2 separate regions of the Homo sapiens genome follow, and region 2 is linked to region 1. A link is a contact called in ENCODE Hi-C or POLR2A ChIA-PET data. All regions are on one chromosome and are shown on one strand. Each heading gives the region's core, a stretch centred on a gene start or an enhancer-like site at or near the end of the contact. The rest is flanking DNA. Distances are from core to core; before and after follow the strand shown.

Evidence for each region. Hi-C counts contacts between places; a loop is a spot of excess contacts on that map. ChIA-PET counts read pairs that join two places held with the same protein, here RNA polymerase II (POLR2A). Pooled maps may share reads with other maps.
Region 2: a loop to region 1 is called in a map of gastrocnemius medialis, with 5 times the contacts of the local background. The contact joins the enhancer-like site here to the promoter of POPDC3 in region 1. A Hi-C loop is called at or near these places in 4 of 168 maps with a recorded cell type or tissue (MCF 10A, gastrocnemius medialis and psoas muscle) and 3 of 50 pooled maps. POLR2A ChIA-PET finds 5 or more read pairs at or near these places in 1 of 52 experiments (MCF 10A).

Annotation. Positions count from the first base shown.
Region 1 is chr6:105,176,113-105,184,061 of GRCh38, forward strand. POPDC3 (popeye domain cAMP effector 3) reads right to left here and starts at 3,902. Exons shown (of 4, transcript NM_022361.5): 1 at 3,721-3,902.
Region 2 is chr6:105,322,916-105,330,864 of GRCh38, forward strand. PREP (prolyl endopeptidase) reads right to left here. Exons shown (of 15, transcript NM_002726.5): 9 at 5,914-6,111; 10 at 750-853. Among named protein-coding and RNA genes, the nearest start is that of PREP-AS1, 48 kb to the left of the region's middle. Within about 2 kb of position 3,421, at least 10 of the 41 ENCODE cell types and tissues checked have a DNase peak (open chromatin) inside an H3K27ac peak, as active enhancers do; they include gastrocnemius medialis and psoas muscle, where a contact is called at or near this core.

The sequences.
Region 1 (7,949 bases), core at 2,652-5,151:
AATTTTTTTATTTTAAAAAGCATATATAGTATCATCCTGTTAAAAGAAAAACTTTAGATAAATTCAATTTAACAGTTTACCTGAGCAACAAACAACTCACGAATCAGGCAGCACTCACAACCAGAAGAGGTTCACAGAGCTCTATCCAGCAGCATGAGCTGCAGTTTTTATACACTGATGACAGAAGTAAAAAACCAAAATCACTCGATTGGCTACAGCTCTGCATCTGCTTTATTTGGGCATAATGTGATGAGCTGGCCGCCTGTGATTGGCTGAAACCTGGCTATTACAAAAAATACACTGTTGAGTTAGTTTTCTGTTCGTTTATGTACAAAGTTAGTTTTTCACACAGGGACTCAAAGTAGGGAGAAAGACTCAGGCTAATGGCCTCCTGCTTATTTAACAATTCTATTTTTTATAAAAGCATTTCTTTTTAATCTTTTGACATATCGTTTTTTTTTTAAGACAGAGTCTTGCTCTGTCACCCAGGCTGGAGTGCGGTGGCGCGATCTCAGCTCACTGCAAGCTCCGCCTCCCAGGTCCAAACAATTCTCCTGCCTCAGCCTCCCAAGTAGCTGGGACTGCAGGCGCACGCAACCACGCCTGGCTAATTTTTGTATTTTTAGTAGAGACACGGGGTTTCACCACGTTGGCCAGGCTGGTCTCAAACTCCTGACCTCAGGTGATCCGCCCGCCTCAGCCTCCCAAAGTGCTGGGATTACAGGCGTGAGCCACCAAGCCCGACCAACATATCCTATTTGTGTAAAAATAGAAAGACATACGCAATGATTTTCACTTCATGTTAAAGATGAATATATCTTGATAGTGGGATAGAAACTATTTTTACCTTTTTAAAAACAGCTGCATTATTTGTATTCTTATAATGATTTTGGGAAACAATATGGTGATTTTATACCAATGTAAAAAAATTTTAAATATAAACATTTAAAAAAATCCATGAACCCAACAACCAGAATTAACAACCATCAACACTGTCATATTTTCTTTAGATTGTTTCATAATAAAAAATATTCCACACAAAAAATTGAAGACTGCCATGGATTGTTCTCCAGGACCAGTCGCTGCCCATCCACTCCCTATATAGTACATAATTTATATTTCTCTATATTTAAATATTCACTAATTAAAAAATACAATGTAAAATGAAACAGACAATGTAAAATGAAATCCTGGACTAGAAATAACTCAAAGTGTGGGGTTTTTTTTTCAGATTCACACTTAAATTTTTTTCTGATAATTTTGAACACATACAAAAATAGAGAAAATAGTATACAACAAATTCCCATATACCTGTTACCCAGATTCAACAATTATCAAGATTTTGCCACACAGAATTTTGAAATTAAAAGCAAAAGCTGTTATCTACAGTTCAGCTGCAATTTGTTCAGCTAGGAAACAAACACCTTCCAAAGAAGACAGGAAGAACCAAGATCAGCTGTGCTCTTTCTCTGTGCAGGTACTAATTCCTAAAACAGATCCATTTAGGAGTCACAGCAACTCTGAAACCTACATACTATTGTCAGCATTGTTCAGAGTGGAAGATGAAGCTCAGAGGGATGGAGATTCTTCTGTAAGCTTAGCCAGTTGCTTGTCCTTCCAATACTACCCCACAACACCTTCCTTCATGATCCCATCCTAGCCAATTTCAGTGTGCCAGAGTCACTGGAGGTTATTATTCTGTTGAAGAACACAAAGTAAGAAAGTCTCGCTAAAAGTCTGTGTGAATCAATCCCTGGATTCTCTGGGTTGGAGGAGGACCCTGCATTTTTATAGGTAATTTCAGTCAGGAACTTTCGGTTATTTATTTAATTTAGAAAACACCTGATGTAATTTTCCTTGTAAGACTTTTTCTTATAACTACTTAGATAAAAGGGAGAAACATTTTCTCTCTTCCTTTAAAACAATCGAATCGGTGATTCGATATACTCTTCTATTAATTGGAGGGACATTCTCTCGAGGGAGCTCATAATCCCAACTGACCAATGACCATAATTACAAAATGTGATCTCAACTGCAGTTTACAGACTTTCAGATCTATCATGGATATTTCCAAAGCAGTTTTGAAATTTCTTGCCTGCCATGTTGCTTATGTGTTATGCTCACATACTGTAGCAAATGCTTCATAACATTCTTAATTCTTCCTGGAGACTGTTTCAAAATAAGCAGGCATCAGTGCTCTAGTGTGTCAACCGTATTAGTCAGTCTTGTGGTGAAAAGTATGGGACTTTTGTTTCCCATGACACATTTTTATTTAATAGCATAGAATGTAACCATTTAGAGGCAGAAGATGCACCATGATTCAGCTATTTTGAGGGACTGATATGATTAAAGAAACTCAACTATCAAATATTTCCCATTTAAATGTATAAAATTTTGAGGACAGAGAATATCTTAGATTTCAATTAATATTTGTATCCCAAACTCCTGAAGACACACACACACACACACACACACACACACACACACACACACACACAGATTTTTCAGGACAGAACCTCAGAGATATCTGGAATCTGGGATCAGCCAGAGCTCTTCATTTTGCGAATATGGAAACTGAGATCCAATTTTTTGTTTATATTTTCTGTCTCATGTAGTTCTTGTTTGGTTTTCTATTGTCACAAAGAACAATGCCAAGTTATTGTACTCTCACAAGAGGATATTTTCATGCAACAGTCCGTAGAATTAAAAACAAGAAGGAAAAAAAATAGCCACTAAACTTAGTATGAACAGGCAACAATAATTTTTTAAGGCTGCTATAAAACTCAATTGCAGTTTGTAGGCTTGCAAATTCAAAATATCTAACTACCGGAATTAGAGTGAAAAGTCAGGAAGCAACGAAGTTTAGTAAATCAAATTGCGTCCAAAAGTGGGCTTCTAATTCTACTTTTCCATTTATTATTTACAAACAGAATTTTTCACTTTCTGCAAATGTCTTCTGGCTAAATTTTTGGCACTGCCCCTCTTACTGTATTTTGGTTGTGCCTTTCATCTTTGCCTAAAATACAGACCCTCAAAACTATACCACTGTAACCGACATGGTGATAAGACAATTTAGGGGTTGGCAAATTTCTTTTTTGGCAGGGGGATCCCCAAATGGAGAAAACAGGTCCGCGCGACCTTTGATGAGGCAGCTTTTTTGTACCCCCAACTCTGTGAGAACAGTGTGAGAGCACTGACACCAGTCAGGCCCTTTGCTTACAGACCGGGGGCGGGAGTAGGGGGGAAGGAAACTCCCGGCGCTGGCATGACTTCCCCAGGACTGACAAGGGCCCCTAGGAACGGCTTTTCTCCCTTGCAAAACTGGCCTGTTTATTTCGGCTCCAGGGTGCCTGGGGCCAGAGTAGGACCTGCAGGAAAAGATCTGGGAGGAATATTCGCCCAGAAGCCTCTAGGGCATACGACTCGCGTTCTTCAGGGGTCGGCGCGGATAGGAACCGCAGCAAAGGATCCCCTAGACCTCCGAGCTGTGAGCGGCGACACAGCCGGGACCCCAGACCCCGGACCCCAGGGCGCGGAGTTGACCGGAGCCGGGAAGGGAGCGGCGCGGGCAGCGCGGGGCAGCGAGACGCAAGCGCTCGCAGGGGTCGGCGGCCCAGCAGAAGCCGCGCCCGCTAAGTTGCCCGAAGCGGCCGCGAGGTGCGAGGGTGCGGACAGCACCGGAAGGCGGCGGACGCAGCGCCCCCGGGCTCACCTTCTTACCTTTCCTTCCCAGCCCTGCCCGGAGCTTCAGCCCGGCGCCCGCAGAAGTTTCCCGGCGGAGCGCGCTTGACCCGGGTGGCCCGCGCGGAAGCCCTCAGCGTCCCCCTCGTGAGTGCCTCGCCGCCCACCCTGCGGCGCCGGGCGCAGCGTGACCGCAGCGGGCTCCGGAGCGGCGCGGCGGCGCGGGCGGGTGCCGGGCACGGGCGCGCGCCCCGGGGCGCAGCCGGGTGGGCGGGCGCGGCGGCTGCGTCTGGGCCGGGGCAGGCGGTTCGGCCACCGGGGTGCGGGGCTGCGGAGAATCCTAGCGGCCGCTACGGACCGAAGTTTCCAAAGATGCGGTTCCCCGAGTGTACACCGCTCCCGGTTGTAACATACACCTAGTATTCACAGTCACACTAGGCAGGAGCGATGGGCTGGCTGCTGAACCAAGGCAACTGCACGCCTGCTCTCTCACCCCCGCTCCACACACACCGTAAACAAAATGAAGAGGTAAATCACCATAGTGGGGACGGGAATATTAGGGTGTATTGGACAGAGAGAGAGAGAGAGAGAGGTAAATATAGTATTTTTTTTTTTTTTAGAGATGGTGTCTCGCTCTGTCACCCAGGCTGGAGTGCAGTGGTGATCACGGCTCACTGCAATCTCGACCTCCTGGGCCCAGGCATCCTCCTGACTCAGCCTCCTAAAGCTTAGGATTGCAGATGTGAGCCACCGCACCCAACCAATAAATACGGACTGTTGCATGAAAAATAAAATATCTATATTCAAATCAATGAACATCTCTAAAAGCAAATGAGTAAAGGGCATAGACAATCATAAAAGGAAAAAATTTAAAAACACAAATGACAAAAAGCTCATATCAGTAATAACCAAATGCATACAATTTTAAAGCAATGATCAGGTGCATTTTTTCTTCCTTTGCAATTAGCAAAGTTTTGTTTTGTTTTTGTGATGAAACAAATGTGAGGGTTGGTGACGACCAGTAAAACACGCCACTAATTTAAGAATGTCATCTCCTGTCTTCTAGTTCGCTTTCATTTTATATAACCATATTGATAACAGCGACTCCAGGAACAAGAATTTATTGAGCAATCAGTGTCTTTTTTGAGCCCCAGGGTAACCACAAAAACAGTGAATATAGATGGTAAAATTAACTCCCTTTAATTGATGCTGGAACTGAGGATCAAGAAATACACATATTCTTACACCCCAGAAATGGCTAGAAACCAGTTGACTCCTAGGCCTTTGCTCTTTCTCTTCATTGCAGGGATTTACTCAAATGTTGGAAATCCAGTTTGAACTGGATGTAGTCCATAGTGTGTGTGTGTGTGTGTGTGTGTGTGTGTGTGTGTGTATATATATGTATATATATATATATACACACACACACACCTTTAAACTATGGCCAGGGAAGTGAGAAGCCCATGAACTTTGAGGTCAGATGTACTCTGGATTTAGATTTTACTTGTTTAGTGTCCTACATTTTAAAAATTTAAGGATTATATTACTGTTATTTTTAATTTAAAAACTCAGAAGCTGTTACTGTTGCCCTGGATTCTTATGATCTCCCATGATAGAGATTAACAGAGATCACCAAACATAGCAGCAAAGGAAAGTGTATTCAGCTTGTGCGCAAGGGAGTCAGCACCAAGAAAGGCAAAGGAACGGACTGCTCTGAGGATAGTGTGTGGGTCAGTTTTATAGGGTCTTTCTATAGGGGAGGGTTACATCAGGGCACCTATAGGAGGAGTTTTTCTAGTGCTTGCACAGTGGCCCAATATGCTTTTTCATACATCATATGTAGCATTAGCATTTTAAATCTCCACCCCAGGAGTAATTTTTAGCATTAAAGTGAGGAAGGGGTAAATGTAGGTTGGAGTTTAAGTCTAACTGTACAGGCGGGGATCTGGGGAAGTCCCTAGCCCTCTGAAATAGGAGCTTGCAGTTAACAGCTTCTTGGGTGTTTTGTTACCTATTGACTGAGAGTTAGATAAGCTAGAGCTTGAGTAAGGAGCTTTTATCCTTTTTCACCACACCATCTTAAAATAGCTTTCCTGTCTCAATGCAACAAAGATATCCCTGTGTGACAGATTCTTCAGTGGCCCCAATAGTTTCTGATTCCCAGTACCTGTTCATGTTCATACCTGTGTTAGATCCCCTCCTCCTAAGAGGGGTTGGGACCTGTGACTTGCTTCTGAAAATAAATATAACAAAGGTGATGGATATCACTCCCATGACCACATTACATTATAAAAGACTGTCTCTTATGAACAGACTCTCTCTAGAGACTGTCCGGTCTGGCCTGATGAAGGCAGTGGCCATGCTTGGAAAGTCCACATGGTGAGGAACCATGGGCAGCCTCTAGGAGCTGAAAGGCAGCTTCCGGCCCATAGCCAGCCAGCAAGAAGTCCTACAAACTCCAGGAAATGAATTCTGTCAACAGCCTAAGTGAACTTGGAAGTAAATCTTTCCCCAGTCAATCATCCACATGAGAACACAAACCAATGACACCTTAATTGCAGTTTTGTGAAACCCTGAGCAGAGGATCTACTTAATCCATGCCTGGACTCCTAAATGCACCCCCCGACCCAAATTTTGAGAGTATATACAGAGTGCGATCCCTCTTTGAAAATTTTGTGTTAAATACTGCTGCCCTGCTGCATTCTGATTTTTCTCTTTCTTACTCCTTCACATGTATTTTCTTGCCTTGATCATGGCAGAGTTCTCTTTCTCTGTATCCCTCATTTTTTGTTATTATACATTTTATTGTATAAGTAATACATGAATATAATTCAATATACTAAGATATATTGCTTGGCATTATACTGTATCTGCCAACTTTCTTTTCCAGACAACAAAATACCTTGAAGTTCATTTATCTTTTCACATATATAGTATATATAAAATTCTTCTTTTAAATGACTATATACTATTATATTATTAGTATGTCTACCTGAAATAATGGAAAGGATCAGAATCCAGTTTAAAAGCATTTTTCCAAGTGAAAAGCTGAGAATGCCATTCAGATAACACAGACTCCAAAGGAATGGAGTTAGTGCTCCAAAGTTAAGATCTTGCATATACCAGCAGAAAACAAAGAAACTTAGTAGGATTATAACATTTTCTATACAAGGCTGGTTTATGACTTACAACAATTTAATTAGTTACAATTTGTTTTCTTTTCCATACAGCTTGTTTTCTTTTCCTATTTAAAAGAGTGTATTTAACATTCCATCTTAGACAATGTGATAGTCATGAAGTCTGTGTGAGAGAGGAAAGAGGGAAGTTACTCTATAATGAAGATCAACAGTTAAGAGAGAAGGGGTCTTCCCTGGTACCCTTTAGTCATTTATAACATTTTACAAAACAACATAGGTAAAGACAAAGGCTAATCTTAATCAGAAAAACAAAAGGTCACAGCTGCCTACTTTATAGCTGCCTGTTTACATGTGACTCAGATCCCATAATCAGATTCCCTTAAGGCTCAAAATGTTTTAAAGTTCCAACAGCTTAGATTTTTACTTGTTTTCACAAACATATCACAGTGCATCCATCCTCTTAACTATTTAGGTTTTTTGTAGTTTTTTTTTTTTTTTTTTGAGACAGAGTCTCATTGTGTCACCGAGGCTGGAGTAGTGTAGTGGTACAATCTTGGCTCACGGCAACCTCTGCCTTCTGGGTTTAAGCGATTCTCCTGCTTCAGCCTCCCAAGTAACTGGGATTATAGGCACCTGCCACCATACCTGGCTAATTTTTGTGTTTTTAATAGAGATGGGGTTTCACCATGTTGGCCAGCCTGGTCTTGAACTCCTGACCTCAAGTGATCCACCCGCCTTGGCCTCCCAAAGTGCTGAGATTACAGGCATGAGCCACCGCACTGGGCCTATTTCTAGCATTTGATATAGCAAACAAATGCTGTGTGCATGCTCCTTGGACACATATGTGATGATTTCTCCAGAATATATGCTCAGAAGTAGGGCTCTGAGTATGTTCATTTTCATTTTATTTGCTGCTGACAAATCGTGCTCCAGAGTGTCTGTGTCCATTTATATCCCTACCAGGTATGTAGGAGAGTGCTCCTTCCTGCACTCTCCTTTCTTCACAACCCCCAGTGACACCTGATATTACCCAACTTTAAAATTTTTGCTCTAACTCTCTTTCATATTCCTGTTCTCCTCTCTTGTTTTGCATTTTCCTTTTCTTCCTCCTCCTTCTCTCTCTCTTCTCTC
Region 2 (7,949 bases), core at 2,171-4,670, 150 kb after region 1:
TTCTCATCTTCCTTCACAAACAATGTTCTGATTCCTAATCTGTGGCCTGTGTGGTCCAGCCCTCCAGGTGGGAGGGGCCTTGATAAACACCTGGTGCCCTATTGGTGACCTCTCATTGCAAAGGAACAGAGACATTCTTCGTCATCATCAATCAACCAGTGATTCAGTTTCTGGAAGACTCAGTACCCTTGGGGAGCTGAAAAAACAAAAAAGGAGATTCTTAACCTGAAAAGATGGTGGCCAAAGACGAAGCTTGTGGTGACATGACAATTAATTAATTTATTCATTCAAATGTTTTATTGAGTGTCTACTCTGTGTCATGCAGAAATGCACATGAACTTCAGACTAAAAACACTGACTCACAGCACTTAAGTCCATACTTTACATAGAGCAAATCCCCATGTTATTTACAACACCAAAAGACCTGAGCTAGAACACAAACCATATTCAAGCAAGCAGATTGACACAGACAGAAATGTTACAATAGGAGCCCCAAGAGAAAGAACTCCAGCTTCCTGTCAAGAGTAGCAGCCATAGGAGCAGAACCTGCAGGCTATGGGAGGGCAGCGACTATGCCAGCTCACTGCTGAATCCTGAGTGTTTGGCTCAATGACCGTCAACCGTGGGGGCTACAAAATACTAGTTGTCATGAATTACCTCCACTGCTTCTGATAAGCTACAGTGTGAATGGCCCAGCCTGAAAGTCAGACTTCCTAACTCTCACATTAATGAGATCATATTCTCCATACCTGGACTGTCTGGTAATCAGAAGCATCAATTCCTTTTACGGTCACCTCTCGGAAAACTCTTGGCTCCAGCTCCTCTTTGGTAAGATCACAGTGATAAATGATACCTAAAAAGTAGAATAAGGCTTGGTTTAGTCTACGGGACTCACTAGATTCAAAGGGGGCAAGGATCACAAACCACAACCAAATGCCAGCAATGGCAAGAGAGGATCATTTATCAGGGACTTGGTTAATCCCCACCACAGTCGAAGGCTCACTGCAGACAAGTGCTTAGAACAGAGTCTGGCATGAGGGGTGCTATGTAAGTGTTCATCCTCATCATCACCATCTCATGCAGCCTTCTTTTTTATAACACTAGTAAGTATATACATTTTAGAAGATTCTAATGCATTCTGTGAATATGAGAAAAGGTGAGAAACCTAATTGCAGAAATTTAACTCGTCTTCCCCAAGCTGGGTCACTTAGGAATGCAGGTCAAAAAAATGGTAGACTTCATCTAGTGCCATTTGACCTGGGAGGTGACTGACAAAAAACTCAAGTGATTTGCCCAGGGTCAAGAGCCAGTCAGGGGTCTCTTGACAAACACTCTGGGGCTCCTGCTACCTGGCACCTACCTATCTGTGGACACTCATGTGGACAGCAATCACGGACCAAAGATGATCAGTAGATATTTCAAAATTGCTTTTCCAATTTGGATTGTCCCAGTAATTGTGCACGACACAAAATGATTAATATACATACTAAGAATTCCAGCGTATGTAACACTAATTAAACATTTCCCAAATTTAATGCTACTACTTTCTAACATTTAAGAACTAAATCAAAGAAATAATAAGACAAGTCATTAATGTTTGAAAACAATGACACTGCTGTGGTTTATAAAACAGAATTAGTCATCCACAGAGTGGCTGGTGTGGAAATAGCACCTCCCCACATAATACTTTGAGCATATGCTGTCAAGTATATGAAAAATTGATTTAGTGATCCCATCAGTACTTGCTGGAAAACCAAAAACCAAACGGTACTCCCACAGAGCACATTTAAATGGAATAATCATTATTAAAATGTCAGTCCTTTCTTTCTTCTCGACTCCTCTGTGTATGCACTTCACTAACAGCTGGGAAACAATACGCTGCCCCCGACCGGAAAGGAGTAATACATTTAGATCCGTGAACAGCACAGCTGCTAATCCTTATGAATGTTGTCTCAATTCTCATGATTGCAGACAAACTGTTTTAAGGTTACCATAACAGGGTATACGATTAACGCTGACAGTAAGATGTATAACATGACTCAAGTATTGACTTTCTTAGTTTAAGTTATGCTTGGATATTTGTTAGAATATACCTTTATATATACTTCCAATTGCATTCTGTGAGCATGTATTCTAATTTACCAGATATAATGAATACTGTACTTGCCTAAATAAATGTAATCTTGGGGTAAAAGGCTATCTCTTGTGGTATATTTTAATTTTTAAGAGCTTCTTGATCAGTACCCGGTGCCCCCCACAAACACAAAAAGCATGTGAATCCTTGAAAAAAAGTATAAATAATCAAACAACAACAACAAAAAGACAACGTGCAGACCAAGCATGCACCATTTGAGCACCTGCCTCACCCTGGCATCACCACGACCTGTAGTACAGCAAATGACAAAGGCCTAGGGAGCCAAAATTCCCAGCTCTGAAAGTTGCTAGCTCAGTGACCTGAGACAAGGCACCAAAGTACTAGAATGCAAGTTCTGTAGTGAAAGACAATGAGTAGGAAATATACTCTAAATGCCTGTTTATCTAGAAAGGTTGAGACATCAAATCTAACCACAGAATGAAATAAATATGCAACAGGGGCTGGTTACTGTACACGGAAAGAGTTTCAAATGCCTGACCTCCCTATTCTTCTGTCCTGTGCACCAGAAGTGGTACCTTGAAGGAGGCTGTGTTAAACCTGAAGGTACTGGCACTTAATATATTTTATCGATACTTTCTGTTTATAGATCCATCTAGGTTAGCCCATTGCATATTCACAGCATAATGTGAATCCCTATAATCTAATGATGCTTTGTGTCCCATCTGATTTGGCTCAGAGGATAAGAACAAGGAAGGTGGGGTTTGAAGAAAACATCCTAGACTCATAAACCAGAGTTGGTCAGGTGATCGCTAGGAAATAAATTTCAAAGTTTAAGGGTGAAAAAAGAGAACTGAACTGTGGAAGTCCCTTAAGGCCAGAGAAGGTATCTGGACTTGAGAAGGAGGCAGGGAGATCAGTTGGTATGTTCCCAGTGTAATCTGAAATAAATGTAAGGAGAAGTAGGAGTAGTCAGGAGAAAGACAGACAACTCTAGGAGAACCTACCAAAACAAGAATCAGGGGATCCGAAAAGTCACGTATGTAAAAAGGCGGCAAACTTTGTAACCCATGGAGATTTTGTTTTAACTGATTTTAGGTTGGGTTTTAACATTATTCAAAGAAAAAAACAAAAACAAGTCTCAAAAAGTTTTGCCTTTCCCTGATATCCGTGAAAGGTTTTTCTATGATTTCTCACCCCTGACTCCCAGAGCCATGCATATGGGACTGCTCTACTGGATTATTACAACACGCAGGTCTGGAGCTCACCCTAGGCAACTCTCCAAGGTTCCACAAGTACAGAGTTCACCGGTTCAACCACTAAGTGGTTTGAACCACAGAGAATAAGTGCACTGTGCTCTAAGCTGCTATGGCTGCCTGTTTTTTTCCAAATGTGACTCAAGGTGCCAAAGTAAGTCATAAATGGCTTGGGCTCAAGATGTGTTTTCACCATGTACCTCCAAGGAAAACAAAGTCAGCTGGTGTGCACCTGCCAGAGTTATCAAATGTCTGCAGCAGGAAGCTGGAGCTGCAGTTATTTGTGACCCTGGGGCTTTACATATAATTGAGTACCTCTGCTCTTTACTGTAGTAGTGAACAGCTAGCCTTCAGACACCAGTGCAAGACTACTTGTGAGCCTATGTGTATATACCCACACTGACAATCCATGCTTTCATGAGATCTAATCTAATTATCTGATGGCTGTTTTTGCATTTGGTCTCACAAGATCTGAATCCGGAAGCCCCATTCTCTGGTTTTAGAAATCAAATTGCATTCGGCAGAGAAAAGAGAAAAATGGAGGCAAAACTAGTAAAAGGAGACAGACAAAGCTTGGTCAGAAAATTAAAGCTTGGTCAGAAAATGCCTGGCAGTACAGAACGAGGAACACACTTCTCTTTTCAAATTTCACAGCCACAGTCACGGGTAATATTTCATTGTTTGGCACAGAACCCAGCATTTTACACTTGGACAATAAGCCCTTTCTTCCCCAGGTAATGATGAGCTTGTTCCTGACATAAATGGTCACATGCGGTCACTGAAGGAGGTTTACAGGCCTTTGGGGACTCCAGCTTTTTTTAAGAGCAGGTGAGTCACCCTCACTGCCCTCCTCATTGCCCTTTATCCATTTAAACTATTTAAGATACGAAATTTTCCAAAGTAAAACTTCTGTACCCAGTGTAAATTTGAGGAAATTAACTGTGGGCCCTGCAGCAGTGGGCTAAGAATGGCTATCTAGAAGAAATGATTTTCCTCATCTGTCCACTGGCTGCTGCTGTACTCCAGGTTCTAGGGGGAAGAGGGAATGGGGGGAGGTGCAGGACACCCTGAAGTCGAATTCTCGAACGGTCACTTCCTGGCTTCTGGCCCTTGCATGGTTTCCACATTCTTGTGGGTGCTTTTCCTAGCTTCTCTTGATCCGCTGCAAGGTGCTTGGGAAAGTAAAGCCTGGCTAGGTTTTCAAGGTATACTATCAGACCTATTTACAGAACATCATTCTTTTGGTTTTAATAACCCTGACAGCAACCTACCACCACTATAAGATTCCTTATGGATTGCCTGCTCTGTGACTCAGAGGCTCAAAATAACAGTGATGAGACATCACTGTCAACTGGCCAAATCCCAAGAGGAGGACAGGGCCACTTGAGCACCTGCCTTGCTCTCCCCTAAGACTGCTTTTTTTGTCTAATGACCAAACGACTGCAGCAAAACTGAGTGGGACAAAAAGCACTTTGGAGGAGTTCAACATATGTGCATAAGGAAAGTGCAGACTTTTTTCAGCCAGATTGCTTTTAGGACAGGGTCTGCCTGGTCAACTGCAAACTGCTAACTGAGCCAGACTCCTGGGACAAATCAGTGTGTGTATGGCCATGACGCTACAAAAACAGTGCAGATGGACAGAATGGAGGAAAAAAACAAAACAAAGCAAAATGAATGTGACCAATTTTTTTTTTAAGTTAAAAAGAGAGCTATGTTTACTTTGGGGAAAATTAACCCGTACCATGAAATGTAAAACCACAACTTAACAAGTGTTTCCCTTTCCTACTAGAACCAAATAACACCCATGTTTTCATGATGTAAGACTATACTTTTAGAATTACATTTTATTTCAGTTTAACAACAGCAGAATTGATTCTCAGCTTATTCCAGAAAACATTTTTTGTCAGATGTAGCTAAAGATTTTACATTTTGTATCTGCACTGTGTTCTCATGCATATAGACCAAAGACTGAATCAAATGTTGTATTCATTGGTACTAATTTTTTTTTTTTTTGAGATGGAGTCTCACTCTGTTGACAGGCTGGAGTGCAGTGGCGCGATCTCGGCTCACTGCAACCTCCACCTCCCGGGTTCAAGTGATTCTCCTGCCTCAGCCTCCTGAGCAGCTGGGACTATAGGCACGCGCCACCATGCCCAGCTAATTTTTGTATTTTCAGTAGAGACGGGTTTCACCATTTGCCCAGGATGGTCTCAATCTCTTGACCTTGTGACCCGCCTCGGCCTCCCAAAGTGCTGGGATTACAGGAGTGAGACACTGTGCCTGGCCCATTGGTACTAATTTTTAATCAATCTAGAACGTTAGCTGTTCCTGCCTCCAGAGGAACAGAGACTTGGAATATAAGATTAATGAGAGTGCCATTTTAGGCGTTTACATTTCCCTTTGTTCTGGGCATCTGTTCTACCGTTTTATTCCCATTAAGTAATTTTGGCTATAATACAGCATATGTGATTTTCAATAACATAGCATTATACTTCCATTTCCCCAAAGAAACCCAAACACCAGTCGGATTTTTAAAGTGAACAGCAACAGTGAAAAAACACTTACCTGGAGATAAAAAGGAAGTAAACTGATAGAAGATTTCAGTGTCCTTCTTCTGACCGCTGTACCCTACAATGCTGCCGACATCGAGCGGGAAGGTCTTAAGGAGAGCACCAGTAGTCAGGTCATGGAGCTGCAGAATGTTCTTGACGTCATGGAGGTAGCATAAGACCAAGAAGTTGGACCTGACACAAGCTATCCATTCTGAAAGGATAAGAAGAGAAAAAACCTAATGCAATTTAAAAAATTAATGAAAACACATTTAATTGAGCAACAGTTCCAGAGCTACACATAGGGCTATGCAGCAATGAGACTTGCAAAGTCACTTTTACATTTTTTTTTTTTTTTGAGACAGGGTCTTGCTGTGTCGCCCAGGCTTGAGTACAGTAGTGCAATCTCAGCTCACTGCAACCTCTACCTCCCAGGTTCAAGGGATTTTCCTGCCTCAGCCTCCCAAGTGGCTGGGATTACAGGTGTGTGCCACCATGCCTGGCTAATTTTTATATTTTTAGTACAGACGGGGTTTCACTATGTAGGCCAAACTGGTCTTGAACTCCTGGCCTCAAGAGATCTGCCCACCTCGGCCTCCCAAAACTGTTAAGATTACAGGCGTGAGCCACCACGCCCAGCCTTATAATTGGTTTTAATCATTTATCTAGTTCTCAACATATTCCTTTAATAAATGACTGTTTTATTTCCCAAGGAAATAAAATACTCTTGGGCCAGGGGCTTTTGATGACCTAGATAATGTGTGGAATAGTAACCCTGCCTTCCTATTTTGTGCCTATTATCATGCTATAGGAGCTATAAGGAGGAAAACAATAAAAGCCAAATCACGGTTCATGTCTGACAGGATTGTTTATTAGATAAAAATGTAATAAGCCCTTGTTATCCACCAGATTCCCTGCAAAGTGCTAGAGAGACAAGTAGTAAGATGAGGTCGATTCTGCTCGTGAGACAAAATCATATAAAAATGCAAGTAATAAACCATAAACAAGGATAAGTGACTGGTGGGTTGAGGATCCAAAACAAATGACAGCCCTAAAGCAAGGGCTGAATTGAGTCTCAAGTGCAGGAGTGTGGAGATGGAGGGGAAATGGGTGCTAGCAAGAAAAGCACAGCATCCTACTGGATGAGGTGCAGGAAGATAGGCCACTCCTGGCATGAAGGCCACAGCCAGGAATGAGGAGAGGGGAAAGGAATAGAAAGGACAGAAGGAAGACTGGTAAAGAGAACAAACGAGAGATCCGTTTTCAAGAGGAAGTGTTGTTCAGTTTGGGGCAGATGGAGATGCTGGTGGTGGCCTGATAGGCCATCCAGTGAGCCAGGTAGAGAGCAGTTTAGTTACCTGTGACTGTGGAGCCACTGTCTGAACACAAGGGCAACATAAAGATGGCATTAATAAAGGATGCACGTGTCTAACAGCTGAATGCAGAACAATGGAAGTCTACGGAGGGGAGAAGAGTAAGAGCACTATTGCAACAAGCCGGGGAGAACACCACATCAAGCGGGAGATAAAGTCTGGGCAGGAAAGAAAACAAATGAAAGGTATTTCCCAAGAAGAATAGCCAGGGCTTGATGCCTGCAGGGATATGGAGAGTAAGGTAGAGAAATGAGTTCTTAACTCCCAGGGCTGCAACTTTCAGTGACAGCGTTCAGTGACAGAGCTGGGAGAGCAGGAGTGAGAGGTGATGAGGAAAGGAGAAAACGAAGGGCAAGCACAGAGGTCTGCCTGAGGTAGGGCCAGGTCACCCAGAGGGAGAGACACCGCAGCAAGTGGAAGTGAGGACAGGGCTGTAGGGGACAGGTCACATGTGCTGAACAGACAAGCCTTTCTTGGGTTTCATGTGGAAGGGGGGGGTTCTTGACACTGCTTATTTTTATAACCCAAGAAACTAGCAGTTCATGTTTTTAGGATGCTAGAATTTACCCACATGAAAAGATGTTGGAAAGAGGGAACTCTGAGGATCACCAGGGGCCTTGATCTTGGGCTGCTGAGATTAGTATGGCAAACTTTGTTTTCTCAAGTGAGGACATAAAGA